2 separate regions of the Mus musculus genome follow, and region 2 is linked to region 1. A link is a loop called in an ENCODE intact Hi-C map of the cell type or tissue named here. Cell type or tissue: gastrocnemius. All regions are shown on one strand. Each heading gives the region's core, and the rest is flanking DNA. Links, peaks and the distances in the headings are about the cores only. Region 1 holds the start of Sfmbt1 (Scm-like with four mbt domains 1). Region 2 holds the start of Rft1 (RFT1 homolog).

Region 1 (8,330 bases), core at 280-8,279:
CATATAAAACGTTTTAAAAGAGTCCAGGAACTGGCAGCCCTTGTGGCCTAGCTCAGTCTCTCATTGAGGATGGCTTGAAAGCTCCTAGTTTGTTGTAGGGAATGCAAGCAAGGCCCATCCAGAGGGACTCTGGAAGGGACACACACACACAGGCACACACACACGCACACACAAGCATGCACAACCAAAGACAGGTGTTCAAATGGTAGTTTGAACAGTTCCTTGCGCCTCCTTGCCCTTCTTCATTAGGGGTCATGAGGTGAGCAGTGGAGAAATACTGGAGGCAACAAGAGAGTTGGCTTCTGAAAGTTTGTATTTGAATAAATTGAAAGACAGCATAGGTGGTGGCTGAAAAATGAAATGTTATATTTTATCTGTCAAAACCAGTTCCTCTATTAATGCAACTCCAGTGTCAGCTGCAACCCTATGTGGGGGCGTGTGTGAAGAGACAGGGTCTTCCCATGTAGCTAGCACTGGCTGTTCTGAAACTTGCTAAATAGACCAGGATGGCTTTAATGAATGGAGGTCTGCCTGCCTCTGCCTTCTGATTGCTAGGATTAAAGGCCTACACCACCATTCTTGGCTCACATCTTTGTTTTTTTAAAGATAGAGTTCTGTTATGTAGGCCTGGCTGACCTGATACTCATAACTTTCCTTCTGGGACCTCCAGGTGCTGGAAAATCACCTCCACTGGCCATACACCTCCACTTCCAGCTCCAACCTTACTACTACTACTCGTACAGCCACCTTTGGCTACAATTATTATTATTATTACCATCATTATAAGTGCTATTGTACAAAGAAATGGGTTCACTGCAACTTTCCATAATTTACTTCTTTGGAACAGAAGACATGATTAACAACAGTAACTCACATTAAGCATTTACTATGTGCCAGCCATTGAACTTGTGAGGTGGTATTACTCTGATCCCCATTTATAAACCCAAACTGTCAGGCCTGACTAGGCAGTAACTTAGGTCACAGGGCTGCTCATTGTTGAGCCTTGTTTACTCTCAAAGCCCATGTTCTTTGTTCTTTTTAGACTTTTTTTTTTTTTTTTTTTTTTTGAGACTGGGTTTTACAGTGTAGTCTTGCTGTCCTGAAATCACTTTGTAGACCAGAGATCTGCCTGCCTCTGACTCCCAAATGCTGGAATTAAAGGGCTTTATTTATTTTTAATTATGTGCCTGTGTGTGGGCATGAACATGTGAGTGCTGGTGTCTGAGGCACTGTATCCCCTGAAGCCCAAGTACAGTCTGAGGTGAACTCCATGTAGGCACTGGGAATTGAACTTGGGACTCCATGTAGGCACTGGGAATTGAACTTGGGTCTCTTGCAAGGGCAATATGTACTGGTAATCGTTGGGCCATCTTTCCAGCCCTGAAACCAATGCTCTTAATCCTTCTATAATTATAAGGGCATGTATGGGCATGTAAACCCTATTTTAAAAAATGTTCTTGGACTGGAGAGATGACTCAGCGGTTAAGAACACTGACTGCTCTTCCGAAGGTCCTGAGTTCAAATCCCAGCAACCACATGGTGGCTCACAACCATCCATAACAAGATCTGACTCCCTCTTCTGGAGTGTCAGAAGACAGCTACAGTGTACTTACATATAATAAATAAATAAATCTTTAAAAAAAATGTTCTCATGGTCGAAATTGACCCTTGTCAGATGTAAAAACTATTTCAAAGAACCAGTAGTTATAACTATACAGTATTTGCTGAAATCAAGGTCTATGGGAGGAACTGGATGATTCTGAAATACACAATCCAAAAGCAAAAGTTTAGCAAAAAATGTAGGTTTTGCTAAGCAAAAAACAAGGGGAAATTATTTAATAAATGGTGACTGCATAAACAATAACCATTGTAATAGAGGAAGGAAATTAGATCTACATTTTTATCTATTTACTCCAAAACAGAGCAAAACTAAGATTGGATAGATGATCTTAGAATAATAAAATATGCAAAGAAATTATACCAGTAGACAGGTGCATGAAAGCTCACTTTGTTGGCATTCAACAATGAAAACAAAAACAAAAACAAGTAAACAAACAACCAACACCCAGAGGACTAGAATGACAGATGAACTGTAAACTAAAGCAAAAAAGAACATCAGACAGGGGCAACATTCCCTTCAATAACAAAAGTGAAAGATCCTTAAAAGAAAAAAAAAACTTTTTTTTTTTAAGTTAGAAGAGATTCAACTCGAGACAATAGATATGAACAACAGGTTATGTACAGAAGGGGAAATACAGATAGCAAATGGGGAAATTTTGAATGTTTAGTCATCCAAGAAGTGCCAAATAAGGTCACCTTAAACTAGGCATCATTCAATGTAGGGGAGAAAAGTTGTCCCTCAGTGTTTAGGAATGTGCATTCAATTCCTTACACTCTTCCTTGCTGGTGAAAGAACTGGGGCAAGAGAGGGCCATTCACAGCTTTCTACCTAAAAACTTTCCCATTCCTAGAAACTCAGCTCATCTGTGGACCGCATGGATGTGTTAGCAGACAACTGCAATGTAATAAAATACACAAGCAGGAACTATATACCTTAAAAACGACCATGCAAACAAAAAATGTTAGTCATAGTAGCAAATAAATGAAAATGTGTGCTTGCAAGCATGTATCTATGAAGAAGGGTTTTTTTGTTTGTTTGTTTGTTTGTTTTTTGTTTTTGGCCGGGGCGGGGGGGGTGTTGGGAGGGGGTGGGTGGGAGCTCAAATTGTGTAGCAATAATTGAATATCCTTTTATATTCTTCTTTATTTTTTTTTCTTGTTACTTTGTCTTTTCAATGGTGCTTACACTTACAAAAAGAAAAAAATCATCTGGCGTTTGTAATGTGCATATTTCCCAAGGTTGCCCAAAAACATGAGAAAGATGCTAATGGGAGCATCCCAAGACCTTCGTGTGTGTGTGTGTGTGTGTGTGTGTGTGTGTGTGTGTGTGTGTGTGTGTCTCGCCTCCTCTTCTCTAAAAGAAAGGAGTCTTCCTTGAGTAGGAGCCCCTGACTGAGGCCATCTTAGGCTGGAGAGTCTGGTCTCATTGGCACTCCGGGATCCCACAGGCGCTGGGATTTTCTTCTGAGGGAACTTTCTGGAGCAGGTGGGTGTGCTTCCTATTGACACCTGTGCTCGCTGAAGAAGGGTTGAGTAGCCGAACGTAACTGCCTGTGGGCACCTTCCGATTCGAGGCTGATTCACAGCATTTTTGAGCTTCTCCTGAAGCTCTTAGGTCAACCTGTGCCCCTTTGCGGCAGGACAACTCATTTACTGAGCCTGGACATGAGGTACGTAGAGGCGTTCGAGTCGGACTCGGTAGACGAGCACTAGAGTGCCCTGCTAGATCTCAAAGAACGTGTAGGATTCCCGACGTGGTCCGGCGGGCGGGCGCAGCTCCCTCGGCCACGGTATGCGCCCCTTGGGGACCTGCAGAACTGCTGCCTCTCTGCTAATACCATCTTGCTCGAGGTGGTCACGTGCGGGCTACAGTGGCGCGCTTCGCCAGGGACGGATGGATCAGGGACTTCGCGGGGTCCCGAGCCGCTCTGTCCAGAAGCCCGAGGTGAGGTCTTTCTTTCCAGAATCCCAAGCAAGGCCAGGACGCGCCTCCGGAGCCCGAGGACGCCGTCTCCAAGCCGTTCTCCGTCCATGGCGCCGTCGGGGATCAGAGGCTCACGCCGCGACGCCCAGCGCCACGGCCTCGCGGGTGTCTTTCGGCGAGGTGCGGACAGGGGGACGCGAGCAAAGCGGCGGGTTATGGACCCGGGCCCGCGGACGCGTCGTCTCCCGTGCAGCTCCAGCTCCGCGAGCCGGTGGGCTTGGGGAGGCCGGGTCGGGAGTGCCACGCGCGCGAAGCGAGGGGCGCGGGTTGCCGGGAGGGAGGACCGCGGAGCTGGGGGAGGGAGTGGGGGGGCCGCGGGCGCATGCGCCTTGCGTCCGTGCCATATTGGAATGAGTCGGAGCGCGGAGCGCCGCCGCCGCCGCCTCCGCCGGAGCGCGGGTGCAGGGGGGCGGGGAGAGCTGCCGGCCGCCCCGCTCTGCCGGGCTCAGCAGGAAGGAGGGCGCGAGCAGCGCGAGCGGAAAAGGCGCCCCGCGCGGGCGAGCGCCAAGAAGGAAAGAAAGAAAACCGAGCGAGCGGGCGGGCGTGCGAGCGAGCGGGGAGAGCGAGCAAGCGCGCGCGCGAAAACTCCCGTCAGGTAAAAAAAGCGGGGCGGCCGGCTGGGCCTTCCCGCGCGGCGGCCTGAGGGGTGGTGCGGCGCCCTCCCAAAGAGGCCCAGCAACTTTGCCAGCGGGAAGCGCCGGGAGCCAGCGGGCAGCGAGCGCGCGATCTGAGGCGCCAACGGGCGGCGGCGGCGCGTTGGGCGGGGGGGACGACTGGAGTGGGTGGGGGGACGCGGCGCCCGCGCGCGCGGCCTGGCGCGGTCCCGAGGCTCGGCGCGTCGGCCGGCGGGGGCTGCGGGGACGCGCCCGGGCACCTCGCGGACGCGGCGGAGGCCGGCGGCGCCGGGAGAGAGAGAGAGAGAGGGAGAACGGGCGAGCGGCGCGCGTCAGCCCAGCTGGGCGCGAGAGGCCAAAGTGGCCGGGTGGCGGTAGCGGGCTCCCAACTTGCAGGCTCCGGTCCCCTGCCCCCATCGAGCGGCCTCCCGCCGAGCCCCCGCGGACCCGCCCCCCCGGGCTCGCTCCGGGCGGGGCGCGAACCCGCAGCCCGCGCGGCCGCTCAACTTCTCAGGGCCTAGGCGGCGGCGGCAGCGGCAGCAGCAGCAGCGGCGGCGGCGACAGCAAGCGCGGTGGCCGAGTCTGAGCCTCCACCGCAACCGGTGGCTCCGGCCTCTCAGGCGCTTCGCCTGGGGAGGCACCGCCGCCCGACCCCCTGCGCGGATCTGGGGAGCGTCCTGAGGCCGCTCGGCAGGTCCGTGACCGTTTCGTTTTCTGTTCCCAAGTCTTGTTTTGTTCGCTGTAAAGACGCTGGAGGGGCGAGCCCTGTGTCCTGGGAAGCAAGGCCTGCTCTTTGCGGAGCAGAAAAGCCTTGTGAGACTCGGGATAAATTCCCGCGGAAAGGATAGACGTCGTGTTAAGTTTCCCCCCCGAGATGCCAGCTGTTCGCGTGGGGTCTCAAACTAAGCTGTCAAAGCCAGGTCATCTTTAGAGCTTGCGGTGCAGTGGGGTGGGACGCGTCCTGTAGGGCTTTTTTTTTTTTTTTAACTTGGTGGGCGCTCTTCCCCGCGGGTCACTCACAGCAGTTACTGGCCCCAAGTGGTGTGTGTCTTGTGATTGCTGTATTCATCAAAAAGATCTGAAGGAAGTAACATGGAATTAGTCATTATCTGCGTATGGCCTCTCCTGAACCGCGATTTTTAAGATGTCATACTTTATTTCATCTGAAGCAAAATGAATGCTTTGAGCGTGTAACTGTTGTGTCAGCTGTCTAGATGGGGTGGAGGAGGAGGAACGTGTTTTCGTAAGTACACATTGGGGCCTGTTAACTCGCAGCAAATGAACTCTCTTAGGCCACAGGTAGAGTCAGAGTTCAGATTTGTTTGCAGTGTCAGGAACAGCCAGTTGGAACTAGAGGGACCTGAGAGAAGGAGCCAGTTGTGTTATAAGGTTATTACTCAGTTACCATTGGCGAGCCACTTTATCTTTGGGTAGGTGTCTTACCCAGTGTAGTTTTTTGTTTTTTGTTTTTGTTTTTTTTTATCTTCCTTATTATTTGCAAAAGTGGGATAAGTAGATCACCATGCTTTGGGTTCTAAAATTTGGAGACTTCTTAAAATGAGATTTTAAAAAAGTTTTGAAAGGTTCTATCTACATAAAATCACTCACAATATGTGTCTTTTTAAAAATAGATTGGAAAAAACATCTTGTTAGCTAAATCCAGAATAATTCTGTGGACTTTATTTGAACACAGACTTTTAAAGAAGGCATTTCAATATATTTAAGAAGTTACACCTTTCACAGTTTAACAATGAAATCGGGAAAGGACAGTTCGGCCTTGTTTTACATATGCATAAGTCTTGATGGCCATATACACATTAAGATACAGAACAGAGCATTTCCAGCCCTCCCCCCACCAAGGGATTCCTCTAATTGAGTAAACACCTGCCCTTTCCCTAAGGCAACCTCTGGCCTGACTTCTAACTCAACCAATGGATCTTGTCTGAAGCAGGACCCTTTAGAACGTGAAAGGGCAGTATTAACTATTGAAGGATAGCAGGTATCCTTGGAGATGTCATTTTGGTCCTGATGCTGTACTGGTGTAGGGTTCCAGTATCTACAGGGTCTTAAGACTATGACCTTTGGTCTTTGTGGTCAGAAGGACTCCCCCCCCCCCCCAAGACAGGATTTCTCTATATAGCCCTGGCTGTCCTGGAACTCACTCTGTAGACCAGGCTGGCCTCGAACTCAGAAATCCGCCTGCCTCTGTCTCCCGAGTGCTGGGATTAAAGGCATGCGCCACCACACCACTGCCCGGCTTCAGGAGGACATTTTTAACTGAGCAGTTTTTGGTGTGTTAGGATTGTGGTTTCTGGGGGTCTTTATGTTTATAGTCGTTATATTATTATATCATTTCCCATTTTGGGATACAGATTTGTAGAGAGTAGGTTTGAAGGAAGAAATTATGAATTTTTGAACAAGTTAAGAGTTAAAGGTGTCAGATGAATTAATTTTGTTAAGCTTAGAATTTGCAAAGACAATTGAATGAAAATTGATTTTTTTAAAAGTCTAGTGAATTCATAATATGGGTATACTGCTTTAACTACCTTTAAAATGACAGTTTTTTTTTTTTTTAGTTTACTAATATTTTCTTTGTTTGTTTGTTTGTTTTTTGAGACAGGGTTTCTCTGTATAGCTCTGGCTGTCCTGGAACTTACTCTGTAGATCAGGGGCTGGCCTCGAACTCAGAAATCCACCTGCCTCTGCCTCCCAAGTGCTGGGATTAAAGGCATGCGCCACCACACCTGGCTTTCTTTTCTTTTTTTGTCTTTTATTTATCTAATTTTTACACTCCAGATTTTATCTCCCCCCCACCCCTCACTCCAACTGTTCTACATCCCATATGTCCTCCCCACACCCCTGTTTCCAGGAGGATGTCCCCAACCCCCAACCAACCAGACCTCTAAACTCCTAGGGGCCTCCAGTCTCCTGAGGGTTAGGTGCATCTTCTTTGACTGAACCCAGACCTGGCATTCCACTGCTGTATATGTGTTGGGGGCCTCATATAAGCTGGTGTATGCTGCCTGGTTGGTGGTCCAGTGTTTGAGAGATCTTGAAGGTCCAGGTTAATTGAGATGCTGGTCCTCCTCCTCCTTCTTCCAGCCTTTCCCTAATTCAACCACAGGGGTCAGCAGCTTCTGTCCATTGGTTGGGTGCAAATATCTGCATCTGATTCTTTCAGCTGCTTGTTAGGTCTTTCGGAGGACAGTCATGATAGGTCAGAGCTCCATAGCCTCTGTAATAGTGTCAGGCCTTGGGGCCTCCCCTTGAGCTGGATTCCACTTTGGGCCTGTTGCTGGACCTTCTTTTCCTCAGGCTCTTCTACATGTCCATCCCTGCAGTTCTTTCAGACAGGAACAATTATGGGTCAGATTTTTGACTGTGGCATGGCAACCCCCCTTCCTCATTTGATGCCCTGTCTTCCTGTTAGAGGTGGGCTCTATAAGTTCCCTCTTCCTACTGTGGGGCATTTCATCTAAGGTCCCTCCTCCTGAGTTCTGTGAGCCTCTCATCTCCCAGGTCTCTGGTGTGTTCTGGAGGGTTCCCCCAACCTCCTACGTCCGTTGCAAGGTTGCCTGTTTCCATTTTTTTCTGCTGGCCCTGTATGTAGGATGCACACCTGGCTTATCACTTCATTAAAAACTTAACAGTAAAAGCAAGAACAAAATATAAATAAAAGTTGTGTCAGCTGCAGTTTTTTGTAAAGTCCTTTAATTAAAGCCACTGTTTTGTATTAGAACCCTAGCCAAACAGTTGAGTTTTCAATATCAACTGGAATACTGCTGCAGTAACTGGCCAGTGTCTTCCAAATATCTTTGAATGTATCCATGTGCTTTTTGTTTCTACTGCTAAAGAAGACGGTTAGCTTCTAAGTGAATGCTTATCTTGTTAGCTTCTTGCAAACTCCTAGGCTTTTTTTTTTTTTTTTTTTTTTTGGTCTGCAAAGACATCTGTGTGGTAGAAAGTTGGAATGGCTTACTATCCATGTTAGAGACTTATGTAGATCCACAAAAGGTCAGAGGTTTGTTGTTGTTGTTTTGTTTTTTCCTTTCCCTATCTATTCAACATGTTGATGGGCCCACAACTAATTTGAATTTGGTTATTCCATTCAG
Region 2 (8,330 bases), core at 271-8,270, 65 kb before region 1:
CAAACACTTGTATGTGCATCCACACACATGACTAGACACACACACACACACACACACACACACACACACAGAGAAGAGACAGAGACAGGGACAGGGTCAGGGACAGAGACAGAGACAGAGTATTGGCAAGGCTACAGAGAAACTGGAGACCTTGTGCATTGTGACTAGCAATTCAGAGCTGGATAGCCACTGTGGCAAACAGCCCAGCAGTCCTCAATGCTAACCTGAGTTGCCAGAAGACCCAGCTATCCCACTTCTAGAGAGGTGAACACAGACATCCACATAAAAAGCCTATACACAGAAATTCATAACACAACATTGTTCATCACAGTTAAAGAGTGGAAACAGCCCACATGTCCATCAACTATGACGCGGGACAGCCACACAACAATCACATGCTGGCAAAATGAGCTTGAGAAAGAATGAGAGGCAGGAAGAGAAGGAAGGGGGAAGGAAGGGAGGGAGGGAGGGAAGGAGGGAGGGAGGGAGGGAGGAGACAAAGTTCAGTTAAAGGAATTTTTATGGAGAAGTTCCCTAAGAGATCTGGGATAGAGGAGGAGCCTGAGAATCAACAGGTATGTCCTTAGCTGTGCCACACAGCATTGGGGATATGGATCCTGGGGAAGCTGCCTCTTGTGGCCAGGCAGGGACCCCAGTGGAGAGATAGGGACACCAATCCACCCACAAAATTTTCTACCAAAAATGTATCCTGCATACAGGAAATGCAAGGATGGCAGATGGAGCAGAGACTGAGGGAATGGCCAACCAATAACCAGCCCAACTTGAGACCCACCCCATGGGTAAGCACCAATTCCTGACATTGTTAATGACACTCTGTTGTGCTTGCATACAGGAGTCTAACATAGCTGTCCTCTGAGAGGGTCCACCCAGCAGCTCACTTAGATGCAGACACCCACAGTCAAACAGTGGATGACACTTGGGGACTCTTATGGAAGAAAAGGAGGAAGGATTGTGGTCCCTAAGGGGAGGGACCACAGGAAGACCAACAGAGTCAATTAACCTGGAACCTTGGGGCCCTCAGAGATTAAACCACCAAACAAACAACTACACAGGCAGAACCTAGGCCTCTCTGCATAGATGTAGCAGATGTGCAGCTTGGCCTTCATGCGGGCCCCGAACAGCTGGAGTGGGACTATCCCAGAAGCTGTTGTCTGTACATGGGATATGTTCTTCTAGCTGGGCTGCCTTGTCTGGCCTCAGTGGGAGAGGATGTGCCAGGGTGGGCGGATACCCAGGGGCCCCCACACACTCAGAGGAGAAGGGGAGGTTAATGGGGGAGGGATTGTAGGATGGGGTGACTGGGAGGGGGCCAGTGAATGGGATGTAAAGTGAATAATAATGAAGGAAAGATAGAAAAAATAAAAGAGAATTATTATGGGCTCTGCTTGGTGGCATACCCCTTTAATCCTGGAACTTGGAAGGCAGAGGCAGGGGATCTTTGAGTCTGAGGCCAGCCTGATTTACACAGTGAGTTTCACACTATCCAGGGCTACATACTAAGATCCTGTCTCAAAAAAATTTTTTTACAGGAATGGAACACAGAGATCCAAAAATATTAAATGTTTTTCAACATCCAAGGGAGGAAATAGTATCCACCCTATTGATGTAAATGTGACAAAATGATGGTAATTGCTCGTGTTTGTAACGCATGTTCATTCTAAGTGCCTGGTAAAAGAAACATTTCCATACATGTTATCTTATGTAATTCTTACAGTAACCCTTATGGAAGGTTTTACGATCACTTCCATTTTATAGATCATGAAACAGTGACAGAGAGGCGAAATGACACCCAAGGAGTATTGGCGCTTGGGTCAGTTTGGATCAGTCTCTTTTCACAAGAATGGTTCTATGAGACCTGGTAGCCTTCACACCCACAATAAGAGCCAAAAGACAGGAATGAAAGTTGCTGCTATGGCTGTCTGTTTTGGGGTTGTCTCCAAGGATACACCTAAGTTGGTGGAGAGCTTGACCAGTATACAGAAGGGACAGGTCCAGTGCTCAGCATGGCATGAATCAGGAGCGCTGGGCACCTGGGAGAGCTTTTGGAAAGCTGGTCTGGGAGCGTGTGGGGCTACTTTCCAGCCAGACTGTGGTTTTAAGGGACAGGAAATGTAGCATGTGTTTAGACGAGGGGTGGCCTAAACCCTCAACTGGCTCTGATCCAAATTCTTTGGGGTTATGGATACACAAGGGCAGCCTCATGTGACCCTTCTATGTGTGTAGCCTTGGAGCCAAGCCCCAGAGACAGTTCCTTTCCACCCACCCCATGAGAAACCCTGTGTCAGGTCCAGGTCAGTGATGAGTGGGCCAGGGACATTTCCTCACCAGGGACTTTTTGAATTCCTGAGAAGTGGCTTGAAGGAAACGGTAAAGGGAACCTCTGATGCCCTGTAGCTAGGATTCAATGTTATCTCTGCCACCCCTTAGAGCCTCAGTTTCTCCATCTGTGAAATGTGCATAATTACATTTTGTTATTAGCCCACCTTATAAGACTGAGAGGATATTGTTGAGGTGAAATGCAGAATCTTGGGCCTAGATAAAGAACCAGAATCAGAGAAGCAAAATTGATGCCTAGACTAGGACACATTTTGTACACTTTTTCTTTTTCTGTCTTGATATATAGCCCAGGCTGGGCTTGATCTCAGATCCTGTCTCAGCCTCCCGCATGCTGAGACTGAAGATGTATACTAGTGTTTCACAGGTTTGCAGGCACACACGACCAACCCCACGTCCACACATGCTCATCTAAGAACTCCCTCATACTGCATGCTCTCCGGCTTCATATGTGTGCACGTATGTATCTACACACTATCTCAAAGCGGATTCTGGCAAGCAGAACAAGCAAATTCACACCGACCCACTTGTGAACACATGTGACTGATTTCCCCCCACCCCCATACAGGGTTCCTCTGTGTAACCCTGGCTGTTCTAGATGTCCTGGAACTCACTCTGTAGACCAGATTGGCCTCGAACTCAGAGATCAGGCTGTCATTGTCTCCAGAGTGCTGGGATTAGAGGCGTGCGCCACCACGATACCCAGCTCAAAGATTTATTTACTTATGTATTTTATGTATATGGTGGGTACTTTGCAGGCACATCTCACATCAGAATATGGCCTCAGACAGTTGTGAGCTTCTATATGGGTGCTGGGAATTGAACTCAGGACCTTTGGAGGGGCCATGAGTGTTCTTAACCACTGAGCCCTGGTGTTGTTTTTGGGGCCAGGGTCTCACTCTACAGCTCAGGCTGCTTCAAACTCACACTGAATCCTCCTGTGCTATCCTCCTGACGGCTGAAATTACAAATGCGTTCCACCAAGCCCTTAATTTGTATTCATTCACACACTCCTGTTCACGGACTTGCTGTTCTCAGGACTGCTGGCTCAACACTGGCCACAGGCTGCTGGGTACAAGAATTCTGCACCAAGAGTAGCCACAGCCAACTACTAGGTTCACCCACAGGCTCAGCAAGTTCCCTCTTCCCGGGCTCCACTGACTGTGACTGACGGGGATCTTCTTTGATGCTTCGGCCAGAACGATCTCTCCACCTACCCCATCTCTATGTTCCCCTTGCATGGTTTTGGTACCTCGGTCTGTCTGCTCTCACTTGGGGTTCTTCCCAAGAGAGACCCTGAGGCCTGAGCGTGGAGTAATAGTGGTTCATTCTCTCTTAAGCCCCTTCCAATGCCCAGCTCAGAGCTCTGGATCTGGAATGAACCACATTGTTATTGTTGGTATTACAGGCTACTCTGCACAAATCAATGCTCAGAGAGAAACCAGGGTCTTGTGGCTGCTCACACCACTCCATAGAAAGACCTATGATCCAGGAAGTGCTGTATGCACAGTTCTTGACACAGGTGTTCCCAAGGCTCTCATTTAGGCACTGTCTCCAGGCCCTGATGTTCTGACCACTACCCTGGTAGCATATCCTATTGGAGAGTTGAACAAGCCCAGAACAGCTTTCAGCACTTCTTTACCCACTTTGGGCAGACAGAGGCTTCAGACCACTGAGGCAGATAGATTTCCCAAGGTGCCTGAAGGTACCCTCAGGGAGTACTTTTCAGAGTTTTGTCCAGAGCATCATAACCAATCATGGTAATATAAAGTTCCAGGCCAGCATGGGCTACAGGGTAAGTAAGACTCGTTGTCAAAGGCAAAACAGGCAAACACCACAAAACCAATGCAGATACCCCAAATCCTTCCTGAATCGTAACTGCTGAGGGGGAGCACAGCGTTCTAAAGGGATAGCCCAGTTCACACTCTGGTGTTTCCAACCACCACCCCTCAAACAGGTCCCCTAACTTTGCCAAGTCTGTTCCCTGGCCTGTACAGCAGAGGGGACAGTGGTCTTGTTGGGCTGCTAACGGAGTTCAGTTTGACCATGAAAATACCCAGCACATAGCTTTGTAGACTCAACAACATGGGCTGTTGTGACCACAGCAGCCTTGTCATGCCCTGGGACTTTCAAGTGAGGGACAAAGTGTTGATGTTCTAGTTCAAGGAGGGGCCCTGTTGAAGGTTTTCCAAACAGCGAAAAGCCTTGGTCTGGGAGGGCCCTTGCCCAACGAGCCATGCCATCTAGTGGCTGTTGTGTGGGAACATGCCCAGTCCTGGTGCCTCCGCTCAGCCCAAGTCCAGGCCCCCACTTAACATAGCTTTTACTCTGCCTTCCACCCATTGGCAGCCTCCCATCCTGCCCCATTGCCCTGGAAGTCTAACTGGCTCAGCACCAGCCCTAGCACCTCCCACTAGTACAGTAATGAAATGCGAGTCCCAGACCAGCTTTCCCTGGCAGGGAGGTCACCTGGCACAGAAGCAAGTGGCAGGAAGGAACCCTGAGGAAAACAGCTTGTTTAGTGACCACCATTTATAGTTCTGAATTCTCAAGGAGTCTTTTTTTATTCTTTCACAATTGATTCCAATTTGGGATTTTATGATTTTTCTTCAGATTTAAGTTTTTAATCTCTTAGTAGAATTTAAGCTACTTGTGGGCCAAGCTGGTCTGCTAAAATTATCACACCCACCTTAACAGGACAGACAATATCTATATTTATGTCTATATTCATATCCAGATCAGTATCATAGATACTGTGGCTTAAACCCAGGCCTTCACACAAGCTGGGCAGTCACAGTACTACTGAGCTATAAACCCAATGCTAATATAATATCTCTTTAAAACAATCAGCATTGACCATGCCCCAGTGAGTATATGAACAACATAAATTAGACTTGGTTTTTATCCTTCTTCTTCTCCTCCTTCTCCTTCTTCTCCTTCTTCTCCTTCTCCTTCTTCTCCTTCTCCTTCTTCTCCTTCTTCTGCTTCCCCTCCTTCTCCTCCTCCTCCTCCTTCGAGGTCACAAAGGTTTGGGGGTGGACCTGGAAGAACTAGGAAGTGTTATTGGGGTGCATTATGTGAAGTTGCCAAATAATCAATAAAATACGTTGGATTTAAACAAACAAACAAACAAACAAACAAACAGCACACAGGGGGTCCTCCAGTTGGTGAGCTGCAGCAGGAGGGTTCCAGGAAAAGTCTGTCTGATGGTCAAACCTCACATTCTGTGTCTCAACACTCAACAAAGCTCATTCTGCCTAAGATGAGGACACAGAGGCTTTGAGCCATGCAGTCCATGTTCAGCAGTGCTAGCAACAGTGATGCACCAGGAGGCATTCGTGAGAGCTTAAGAGTGTTCTCTGTCGGTACATAGGATGCAAGAGTACAAAATGCTTTAAGGAACTATTGAGGTCAGCTTGAGCTGTTGTAACAAAACACCATAGACTGGGATGCACCATAGACTGGGATGCTTAAACAACAGATTTGCTTCTCCAATCCTGGATCCTAGAAGTCCAAGATCAGGGTGACAGCCAGTTTGGGTCTTGTGAGGGGACTCTTCTTGGTTTGTAAATAGCCACCTTCTTGCTATATCTACTCACAGTGAACGAGAAGTCATCCCACCCAAATATTTTTTGAGGTACTAAGCATCAAAACTATGGTAAGCAAACACTGCATCTCTAAGATGCATTACCTCAGACATCATCTTTATATGGCCACTGATTCACCATAGCCAGTTCCTCAAATGTCTTCTTTGTGTGGCCACTGATCCACCATAGCAGCCCTCAGATATCTTCTTAATATGGTCACTGACCCACTGTAGCCATTCCTCAAATATCTGGGCAATGGCCCCACCATAAAGGCTACATCTTTATCCTAATTACTTCCCAAGTACTCTCCTGAGTGTATTATATGTGTATATTATCACATTCAGGACTGTCACTATATGAATTCTGAGAAGATACATTTAGTCCATAGAAAGTACAGACTGTGGGGTAGTTAGGGGTCAGTATGGGGGCCCTGAAAAAGTGAAGAGTACTGTCAAGGAAGATATTTGGGCAGAGACCATGACAAAAACAAAGAAACACCCAACAGGGTCTCTTTGAGGACCACTAAGGGGGCTGGGTTTTTTGTTTGTTTGTTTTGAGACAGAATTCCACTATGTCTTTCTGGCTGTTCTTGATGTATGCTATATAGACCAGGCTAGCCTCAAACTCAGAGATACACCTGTCTCCTGAGTGCTGGGATGAAGGGATCCAAATATGAGCATCTAAAATGTACTGATAAAGATGGTAGTGATGTGTAAGATGACAGGCAGTTACCAGACAGCAAGGAAGGCCAAAGAGCTTTGAAAATGGTGATTGCGTATGTTGGCCACTTTAAAAAAAAAAGTATAAAGTACTTCCAGTCTGACCCTTGACCCCGATCTGTTCTGCCCAGGCCCATGATGTGCAGATTTGAACAAGGCACCTCACACCTCCAAGGCTTACTTTTCTCCTCTCGACAACCAGGCCAAGTATCAGAGCCTTGGGAAGGTTTCTACAGAGAACTACATACATGAAAATTCTGTGTCTGACCTTCAGTCCTCAGTTCTTCCTTTGCAAAATTGGGAGAAGTCCTGTCCAGCCCAGTTGGTGGAAGGGTTATGTAACTACATTCGTGTGATCGCCAATGGCAAGAATCTCACTGATTAGTCTCTGCTGAGCACTTTGTCCCGCAGCAGCCACTGCTGGCTTGTTTTGTTCTGTTTTCCTTTGCTTTGAAACAGGGCCTTCTGCTGGGGAACAGGGAACAGGAGTACAGGGAAGATAATTAGCAGGCCTGCAAATTAGCCCAGCAGGTTAAGAGCTTACCATGTAAGCCTGCCAATCTGAGTTTGACTGCAGAACCCATGTAAAGGTGGAAAGAGAGAACTGATGCCTGAGAGTTCACTGATACACACACAACTACACTATGCAAAAACAAATAAATATTTAATTCTCATCACTTGGGAGCTGGAGACAAGAGGATCGGGAGTTCAAGGCTATCCTAGTCTCTCTAAGTGAATTCCAGGCCAGCCCTGGCTACATAGAAAGACCTTATTTCAAAATAACAGCTGGAGTTGCGGCACTTGGGAGTCAGAAGCCGAAGCCCGCAGATCACTGAGTTCAAGGCAAGTCTGCTTTGCATATCGAGTTCTATGATAGCCAAGGCTACATAATGAGACCCTGTCTTAAAAAAAAAAAAAAAAAAATCAAGCCAAAAGATATCAGTTGGGGCTAGGGGTGCGCCCCAGTTATCCCAGTGTTCCAGAGACTGCGAGTTCTAGGCCAACATGGTCTACAGGGATCGGCGCTGAACACACTCTCAAAACAACAACAACAAAAATCAAGACACCCCAAGAAAATCAAGAGACACAGCCTCAAAAGTTGTTTGGAGTCGCAGCTTCTTGTGCTCCGCCCCTGCTGTCAAAGACCCAATCAGGAGCGAGCCTGTCCGTGACGCCATTTTTCCGCGACGAAGCGGGCGCGGGCCCCGTTTCCTCCTCGGAGCTGTGGCTCTGGGGCTATGGGCAGCCAGGAGGTGCTAGGCCAGGCGGCCCGGTTGGCCTCCTCGGGTCTCCTGCTGCAGGTACTCTGCTGCGCCCGCTCCAGCGCGTGGTGCCGCGGCCAAGCCTCCCGGGGAAGCTGCTCTGGGTCCCCCGCACTGCACAGGGTTCCACGGGGGACCACGGAGGCGGGGAGGGGCGCCGGGTCTAGGAGTTGGGAGACTGCGGTCCCAGTCTTGGCTGGTGACTACAAACAAGCCATTTTCTTTCTGAGCCTTGTGTTTCCGTGTGATGATAGGAGACAGTTTAAACAACTATCAACAAACAGTAGACAGAGGCTACTTTAATCTGATATTTTAAGGGGTTCATTTCTGGAGTGTTTCACTCTTGATCCTCAAAACTGTTCTTCAACTCTGATTCTCTTTGAGTTTAGAGAGCCCATATGGCGTAG

Evidence for each region. Hi-C counts contacts between places; a loop is a spot of excess contacts. Peaks named below come from ENCODE experiments on the same cell type or tissue, not always from the same donor. Only the 100,000 strongest peaks of a DNase experiment are listed, where the experiment ranks them.
Region 2: it touches region 1 in a loop (2.7-fold over the local background); 1 of 42 quality-filtered maps calls a loop at or near these places.

The regions. Positions count from the first base shown.
Region 1 is chr14:30,711,677-30,720,006 of GRCm38, forward strand. Sfmbt1 (Scm-like with four mbt domains 1) reads left to right here and starts at 3,939. Exons shown (of 21, transcript NM_001166532.1): 1 at 3,939-4,199. In gastrocnemius, for the core only: no CTCF peak of the experiment used is centred there; DNase peaks (open chromatin) are centred at 3,516, 3,952 and 4,389; H3K4me3 peaks cover 2,752 bases; H3K27ac peaks cover 2,321 bases.
Region 2 is chr14:30,646,514-30,654,843 of GRCm38, forward strand. It overlaps Rft1 (RFT1 homolog), which reads left to right and starts at 7,862. Exons shown (of 13, transcript NM_177815.3): 1 at 7,862-7,962. The coding sequence starts at 7,900. In gastrocnemius, for the core only: CTCF peaks have their summits at 4,604 (motif pointing left) and 7,902; DNase peaks (open chromatin) are centred at 4,709 and 7,847; H3K4me3 peaks cover 938 bases; H3K27ac peaks cover 2,354 bases.